2 separate regions of the Homo sapiens genome follow, and region 1 is linked to region 2. Evidence: read pairs that join two places in POLR2A ChIA-PET (ENCODE). Cell type or tissue: HepG2. All regions are shown on one strand. Links, peaks and the distances in the headings refer to the core of each region. The heading gives the core; the rest is flanking DNA.

Region 1 (4,385 bases), core at 288-4,287, 69 kb before region 2:
CCGGCACACACCTGAACATGGTGGAATTCCTGGGCCTCAGGATCCAATCAAATGTTGTGAAATCTCCACTGGCAAGCTCTGCCTCTGTGTAACTCAGTTTCCCCACCTGCTCCAGGCCAGGGCAGGGGCTCTGTCATCTCCTAACCTCTTCCCCTTGCAAACGGCACATCTGTAAGTTCTCGGGTCCCAGGGGCCTTCATGCCAGGCACGCCCCGATTGAAGAAACTGAGGCACAGAGAGGCTGGGGGTGACGCGGCAGGTGACCCGGCCCAGGGGACTGAGGTCTTTACGGCTGGACGATGGTCGCCTGCATCCCACCCGCCGTGACGACGGCGTCTCCGGCACAATTAGCCGAGCGGGAACGCTCCCAGCTAATTAATTCAGCTGCGCTGGGCCCGGTGACGGGGGCCGCCTCCTAATGAGGCAGCCCAGGCACAAAGACCCCTGTGTGTGCCCCGCCCCGCCCCTGCCCAGCGCGGGGTGGACGCACGGAGGCACAGAGGGCCGGCCGGCCACCGTGCTGAGCACCGCGGGGGAGGCTCCACCATGCCCCACTCCACAGAGGACCCCGAGGCTCAGAGAGGGAGGCGACCCCCACAGCCCATTCATGCCGAGACCCCCACCCCAAACTGCAACGTGACCACTGGGACAGAGAGGACCAAGGACAGAATGAGATCAGGGATCATGAGAGGCATCCCAGTGCTGACTGTGATGCTGTTACAAAAACACAATAGTGTCCTTCCCTCCATTTTAAGTACAATTGCATGGATTTTAGTGCATTGAGACTTGTGCAGCCATCAGCTCTGATTCCAGAACATTCCATCACCCCAAAAGGAAGCCTTGTCCCCATCAGCCGTCACTCCTTATCCCCTCCCCTGGCACCAACGTATCCCCTCCTTCCCTGTCTCTGTGGATGGGCCTGTCCTGGACGTTTCATGGAAATGGGTCACACACTGTGTGGCCTTGCGTGTCTGGCATCTCTCACTGAGTGTGACGTCCTCAAGGTGCATCTGCGCTGTGGCCTGGGTCAGAGCCTCGCTCCTTTTCACAGCTGAGCACGTTCCGGTGCGTGGAAGGACCACGCTGTGTTTATCCAATCATCTATCCAGGGGCACTTGGGTACTTTCCACCTTTTAGCTATTATGACAATTGTTAAAAATACAATTTATTATTATTATTGTTTTTTGTAGAGATGGGGTCTTGCTATATTTCCTGGCTGGTCTCGAACTCCTGGGCTCAAGTGATCCTCCCGCCCTGGCCTCCCAGAGTGCTGGGGGTGCCAGGCATGGTAGCTCACCCCTGTAATCTCACCATTTTCAGAGATTGTCTCTAAAAAACAAAGAACAAAAACTCACAAGCCAAACTTCTTGTGATTACAGAAGTGAGCCACCACGCCCAGCCAAGATGCTTTTTTTAGATTTATTATTTAACTCTGTATTATTTATTAGAGACGGGGTCTCACTCTGTCGCCCAGGCTGGAGTGCAGTGGTGCGATCACGGCTCACTGAAACCTCTGGCTCCTGGGCTCAAGCGATTTGCCTCCCGCAGCCTCTGAGTAGCTGGCACTACGGGCATATTGTGACAATCTTATTATTTTTGAGACAAAGTTTCAATGCAAAAGGTGACTTTGCTTTTTCGTTTTTGTTTTTGTGTTTTTTTGAGACTGAGTCTCTCTGTCACCCAGGCTGGAGTGTAATGGCACGAACCCGGCTCACTGCAGCCTCCGCCTCCCACGTTCAAGCAATTCTCCTGCCTCAGATTCCCGAGAAGCTGGGATTACAGGTGTGTGCCAACTCGCCCAGCTAATTTTTGTATTTTTAGTAGAGATGGGGTTTCACCATATTGGCCAGGCTGGTCTCAAATTCCTGACCTGAAGTAATCCACCTGCCTTGGCCTCCGAAAGTGCTGAGAATACAGACGTGAGCCACTGCGCCCAGCCTAAAAGGTGACTTTGGGTAAATACACAAAGAATGGCTGAGCTCCTGCCTCTGGGCCTTTGCATGCACTGTCCCCCCAGCCCACCCCACTGCCCCGATGAACCTCTCTTGCAGATTGCAGCCAGGCTCCCCCACTCAGCCCCTTCCAACTCAGCTCAGATGTCACCTGAGCTCCTGGCCAGGAGGCTGTGGGTGCCCTTTGTGACTGTTTACTTACCTGACTCCTCCCCAGGCTGCAGCCGCTAAGGGCAGGGCTGGGTCTGTCCTGGTTATCGCCGGGACCAGTGCTGGGCCCAGAGCAGGGAATCTCCTGGGACCGTGTCATTGGCCACACGCAGACACGTGTACACACACACACGCGTAGCCCTGCGCTTGCACCTCCATGCCTGTGTACCCCTGTGTCGCCAGACACATGTGTTTTGGGCCCGAGCCTCTCAGGAACTGACCTCCACTCCCGCGCCAGACCCTGACCAGACCCTGGTGCCTGTCCCAGTGGCTGCATCAACGTGTCGAGTGGCCACTCACTCCAGGGGCTGTGCTGGGATGTCCCCGCCGGGTGTGGGCGCTCCTTGGGGAACCTGGTTACCCCCGACCCCAGCCCCAGTGAGACCCCAATGCCGGCTCCTGCCAGCCCTGGACGGCCATTGGTACGCTGGTCCCGCGCAGAGTCTTTTCCGCCCAGAGGATCCTGAGGGAAGTCATCTCCCTCCTGCCGGCCAGTTACTGCCGCCTCGGTGCCCGCCGCGGGCAGGGGGCAGCGGGAGGCTGCTAGGGGAAAGGAGGCCTGAGGCGCCCAAAACTCTTGAGTGCGGCTTGGGGTGGAACGTGCCGCCCCCCACAGCCCCGGTGGCCCAGGGCAGGGCTCTGCATCCCCCCAGACCTCACCACTGAGCCTCAGTGTGCCTGTCTACATCTGTGTTTGAGGAGAAAACCCCTTGGTCCCCACCCTCTGGTCCAAACAGCCATGATGGAGGGGGGCTCACTTTTTTTTTGCTTTTTAGAAATGGTGTCTCATTCTTCACCCTCAAAACTGAACGGAGGCTGGGCATGGTGGCTCCTGCCTGTAATCCCAGCAATTTTGGAGACTGAGGCAGGCTGATTGCTGGAGGCCAGGGGTTCAAGACCAGCCTGGGCAACAGGGTGAGACCCCCACCACCACCATCTCGGCAAAATAAAAATTAAAAAATTAGCCAGGCATGCTGGCACGCACCTCTGGTTCCAGCTACTCGGGAGGCCCAGGGGGAAAGATGCTTTGAGCCCAGGAGGTTGAGACTGCATTGAGCCATGATCACGCCACTGCACTCCAGCCTGGGTGACAGAGCCAGACCCTGTCTCAAAAAACAAACAAACAAAAATACTGAACAGCTCACACCAGTAATCCCAGCACTTTGGGAGGCCAAGGCAGGTAGCTCACTTGAGGTCAGGAGTTCGAGACCAGCTTGGCCAACATGGTGAAACCTTGTCTCTACTAAAAATACAAAAATTAGCCGGCCGTGATGGCAGGCGCCTGTAGTCCCAGCTACTCGGGAAGGCTGAAACACAAGAATCGCCTTGCAGGGATCCAACAGCCACATGGCAGTAATGAGAGGCTCCAGAAAAGAAAAGAAAACAAAACAAAACAAAAATAAGAAAAACAAACAAAATAAGGAGAAGAAAAAAAAAAGAAGCCCCCCCCCCCACCATCCCCAGAGGCCACAGCACTCTGTCCTCTGGTCCCCCAACCCAGCCCTGACACCTGCTTCTTCCCCAGGGCACCTCTCACTCACGGGTGTTCCCTCTTTGCCCTGGCTGGCACACCCTTCCCGAGTCTCCTCTGGGCTCTCCCCACCTTTTTTTTTTTTTTTTTTTTTTTGAGATGAAATTTCGCTCTTGCCGCCCAGGCTGGAGTGCAGTGGGGCGATCTCGGCTCACTGCAAGCTCCGCCTCCCGGGTTCACACCATTCTCCTGCCTCAGTCTCCTGCGTAGCTGGGACTACAGGCGCCCACCACCACGCCCGGCTAATTTTTTGTATTTTTAGTAGAGACGGGGTTTCACTGTGTTAGCCAGGATGGTCTCGATCTCCCGACCTCAGGTGATCCGCCTGCCTCGCCTCCCAAAGTACTGGGATTACAGGCATGAGCCACCGCGCCCGGCCTATTTATTTTATTTTATTTTTTTGAGACAGAGTCTCACTCTGTCGCCCAGGCTGGAGTGCAGTGGCACGATCTCAGCTAACTGCAAGCTCCGTCTCCCGGGTTCACGCCATTCTCCTGCCTCAGCCTCCCGAGTGGCTGGGACTACAGGCACCCGCCACCACGCCCGCTGTTTTTTTTTTGTATTTTTAGTAGAGACCGGGTTTCACTGTGTTAGCCAGGATGGTCTTGATCTCCTGACCTCGTGATCTGCCTGCCTCGGCCTCCCAAAGTGCTGGGATGACAGGCGTGAGCCACCGCGCCCGGCCACTGGGG
Region 2 (4,385 bases), core at 191-4,190:
CTGGGAAACCCACTGCGAGTTGGAAATTCCCAAGTCAGAATCGCATTTAGTACCCAGATAAACCCACTGTAAGTTGAAAAACTGTAAGTGGATAATGCGCCTCATACTCTGATAAACCCGTGGTAAGTTAAACACACAAATTAGACTGTCTGTGATTTCGAACTTCAGCTGCGGATTTGGGGCTTGGTGAGGAGCAAATACAGATGATTTTGAAGTTTGTATCTGAAATTTCAGAGAGGACATTGCTGGGCATATGTGTACATCTGTGGGAAAAAAACATACTCAAAACTATTTAACTTTATAACTATGGGAATTTTCAAATAGACCCAAAAAGAAAATAGCATAATGAACTCTAATGTGCCCATAACCTGCCTGGAATTATTTTTTGGAGCATAAAAACCCTCAAGCTTTTTTTTTTTTTTTTTTTTGAGTTGGAGTCTCGCTCTGTCACCCAGGTTGGAGTGCAGTGGCGCAATCTCGGCTCACTGCAAGCTCTGCCTCCCAGGTTCACGCCATTCTCTTGTAGCCTTCCAAGTAGCTGGGACTACAGGCGCCCGCCACGACGCCCGGCTAATTTTTTGTATTTTTAGTAGAGACGGGGTTTCACCATGTTGGCCAGGATGATCTTGATCTCCTGACCTCGTGATCCACCCCCCTCAGCCTCCCAAAGTGCTGGGATTACAGGCGTGAGCCACCACTCCCGGCCACAGTTTTTTTTTAAGCCCATAAATACTTCAGTGTGTGTCTCTAAAAGGAGGGTGATTCTGCCCCCTGGGGGACACTGGCAGTGTCTGGGGACATCTGTGCTTGTCACAGCTAAGGGTGCTTCTGGCATGGAGTGGGTTGGGGCAGGGACGCTGCTCAGCACCCTGCAGCGCCTAGGACAGCCCCACCTCAGAGAACAGTCTGGCCCCGACGTCCACAGGGCCGAGTGGGAGAGACTCTGCTCTGAACCGAATGGACTCTGTTAAAAATGTGTTTACCATAATCACAAAAGTAAAAAATAGGGATGATTTCTTAATGTCAGGTATGTATTGTGTATTCAGGATACTCTTTTTTTTTTATAACAATAAACTTAAGGCCGGGTGTGGTGGCTCGCATCGGTAATTCCAGCACTTTGGGAGGCCGAGGCAGGTGGATCATGAGGCCAGGAGCTTGAGACCAGCCTGGCCAACATGGTGAAACCCCGTTTCTACTAAAAATACAAAAATTAGCTGGGCGTGGTGGCGCGTACCTATAATCCCAGCTACTCGGGAGGCTGAGGCAGGAGAATCACCTGAACCCGGGAGGCAGAGGTTGCAGTGAGCTGAGATTATGCCATTGCGCTCCAGCCTGGGCGACAGGGCGAGACTCTGTACCAGAAAAAACCGCCACCAAAAAAAAAACTTAAAATTTTTGAGAAATGCTCTTGTGGGTTTGGGTCTTGCCTTTTCTTCTCTGCTTTTAGTGATCTGAGCTATTGTGTCTAGTCCGAAAGATAGTACTGATTTAATTAAGAAACATCATTACAAGCAGGGATTCATGGACTAGGTTTGCACCTTCTGAACCATGAGCTAGACCATGTCTGGAGGCTGGAACCTGGTGACCCAGGCTCCCTGCGGCCTTCTTAACCGCAGGCCACTTGGGGCCAGTTGGGCAGTGCCTGCTGCTATTGAGCCCCGTGCCCTCTCACAGGCCATCATCTGTGCGATCTCTGCGGTGGACGAGGTGGACTACAAGACGGCTGAGGAGAAGTACATCAAGGGGCCTTCGCTGAGCTACCGGTAGGCCGCTCCCGGCGCTATCTCCAGCCACTTGCGTCTCTGCCTTGCAGTTTCTATTTCCACACCCACAGGCAGTTTGACTCCAGGCTGCCGCAGCCCCTCTCCCTCATGAGGTGGCCCAGGTGCTGGGTGGTGAGCTGATCACATACGCTGAACTCACCCTGTGGGTCACTCCTGCCCCCCAGGAAGGCTGTGCCCGGGTCTCCCAGCTGGTCGCTGTGGGCAGCACGGGGCCACGGGCACGTGCCTGGGCCGTGTCTGTTCTTAATCTCTTTTTGCAGGGGCTGATGTTTGCTTTTTGCACTTTCCTCCCCTCTTTCCACAGCCCCATGGCTGTGTGAGAAATACAGCAAGATTAAGCAGCAGCACGGCCCGGTGCTTTCCAGCAGCCAGAAGAATGCTGTGATCAAGATGTTTCTCTCACATCCGTGTGCTTAGCTGCCCTTGGATGTTTGGCCCCCAGAGCGCCTAATCCTGTCTCTGGGCATGCGGCCAGGCCTTGCTGGGAGCCAGGCGGGGCCCACGGGGCAGTGACAGGCTGAAGACTCAACTAGAGTCAAGGACAGGGTCTCCGGCCAGGGTGGCTTGCGCAGCCACCGACGTCTCCCGGGCCCACAGTCACAGGAGACTCCTGGTGAAGACACTGAACTCCCTCACCAGCCCCATGTCCTCCCTGGGCAGGGCAGGAGGGGCCCCTGGAGAGGCCAGGGAGGAGGTGTGGGGCCTCGGTGGCATTGGCAGGCCACCCCCGCAGAGCTGCACAAAGGTGGAATTTGGCCTTGTTTAGGGAGTGTTGGCCCAGCTGGCTTACCAAAACAGGAAAGGCCTTTGGATACAGAAACTGGGTGTTTTCCTGCTGGATCTTCATGGTTCCCCCGTCATGCTTGCCGTAAGAATAAGTGAGGTCCGGGGAGGGGGTAAGGTCGGAGCCAGGACACCTGGACCCAGCCTGCTGGTTTGTCCTCTCCCTCCGTCTCAGAAGCCTCTTCACCGCTCCACGCCCATCTGTGGAAATCTTTCATCCTGATTTTTTTTTTTGAGTCTGGGTTGCCGACATCAAAACCCGTTAGGAGTTCATCACAGCTTCCAGTTGCCATGAAAGCCTCCCGTGACCTGTGAGAATGGTGCTGGTGCTGATGGAGAAGTTACTTGGGCTGAGCACACAGGCCGTGATTTCATCACGCCGGGGACATGCTCAAAATAACAAGCCAGTGAGCAGCATCGCACTTGATCTTTGGCCTCAGTGGAGCCTTGGGTCACACACTGGGCGTCCTGGGACCCAGTCTCCCCGCCGCACGGCGTTTCCCAGGCCCTCTTGTTCTTTTAGAGTTGCACCATGAGCCTCTCTGCACTCTTCCCAAGGCTGTCCTCCTCAGGTCTGCCTTTCTCTGGTGCTGCGGCCGGTGTGCTCTCCCCTATTTCCAGGTCTGCTGGGGCGCACATCAGAGCCAGCAGCCGTTGTTGATCTCTTTTGATCCAGGGCAGCCCTATTGCTGAGAGGGGTTGCTAGCTAAGCAATTGTTATAATTTTCCTTTACAGGGAGGTCACTTAGTAAGGACAATTTGGCATCTCATACTCTTTCGTAAAAAATTATTTTTAGTCAGTCACAGTGGCTCATGCCTGTAATCCCAGCACTTTGAGAGGCTAAGGTGGGAGGATCCTCTGAGCCCAGGAGTTTGAGGCTGTAGTGAGCCATCATTATGCCACTGCACCCTAGTCTGGGTGACAGAGCAACACCCTGTCTCTAAAAATAAATATTATTTTAAAACATTGTTAAGGCCTGGTGCGGTTGCTCACGCCCATAATCCCAGCACTTTGGGAGGCCGAGGCAGGTGGATCACGAGGTCAGGAGTTCGAGACCATCCTGGCCACCATGGTGAAACCCCATCTCTACTTTAAAAAAAAAAAAAAACCAAGCATGGTGGCACGCGCCTATAGTCAGTCCCAGCTACTCAGCAGGCTGAGGCAGGGGAATCGCTTGAACCCGGGAGGTGGAGGTTGCAGTGAGCTGAGATTGTGCTACTGCATTCCAGCCTGGTGACAGAGCGAGACTCCGTTTCAAAAAAAAAAAAAAATATTACACATCCTGTAAAAGTTACCATCCTAACCTTCTTAAGTGTATGGTTCGATGGCGGTGAGCACTTTCACAGTGCTATGCAGCCGGTACTGCTGCTCATCTCCGAACTTCATCTTTCCAAACTACAGCTCTGTCCCCATCAAACAACTGCCCTCTCATATATATATAATATATATTATATATATAAAATATATATAGCCATATATATTTATATATAATGTATATTATATAAAATTTATATATTATATAAAATATATAAATTTTATATATAATATATAAAATCATATAATTTATATATTTTATATATAAAATATATATTATATATAAAATATATTATATATAAAATGTATAATTTTATATATTATAATATATACAATTATATAACAATTTTATATATTATATAATATATAATTGTATATATTATATATAAAATGTACAATTTTATAATATATAAAACAATTTAATATATAATATATATAAAGTATGTATACTTTATATTATATATAAAATATATAATTTTATATATCATATGTATATGTAGACA

The links. ChIA-PET counts read pairs that join two places held together with the same protein. Peaks named below come from ENCODE experiments on the same cell type or tissue, not always from the same donor. Only the 100,000 strongest peaks of a DNase experiment are listed, where the experiment ranks them.
Region 1: POLR2A ChIA-PET joins it to region 2 with 13 read pairs; 8 of 35 experiments call an interaction of 5 or more read pairs at or near these places.

Annotation. Positions count from the first base shown.
Region 1 is chr19:1,302,281-1,306,665 of GRCh38, forward strand. No RefSeq gene overlaps it. Among named protein-coding and RNA genes, the nearest start is that of EFNA2, 19 kb to the left of the region's middle. In HepG2, for the core only: no CTCF peak of the experiment used is centred there; a DNase peak (open chromatin) is centred at 2,191; H3K4me3 peaks cover 382 bases.
Region 2 is chr19:1,371,398-1,375,782 of GRCh38, forward strand. It overlaps PWWP3A (PWWP domain containing 3A, DNA repair factor), which reads left to right. Exons shown (of 14, transcript NM_001369789.1): 13 at 1,675-1,763. Among named protein-coding and RNA genes, the nearest start is that of TRF-GAA1-6, 9.8 kb to the right of the region's middle. In HepG2, for the core only: a CTCF peak has its summit at 785 (motif pointing left); DNase peaks (open chromatin) are centred at 774, 2,224, 2,554 and 2,984; H3K4me3 peaks cover 1,080 bases.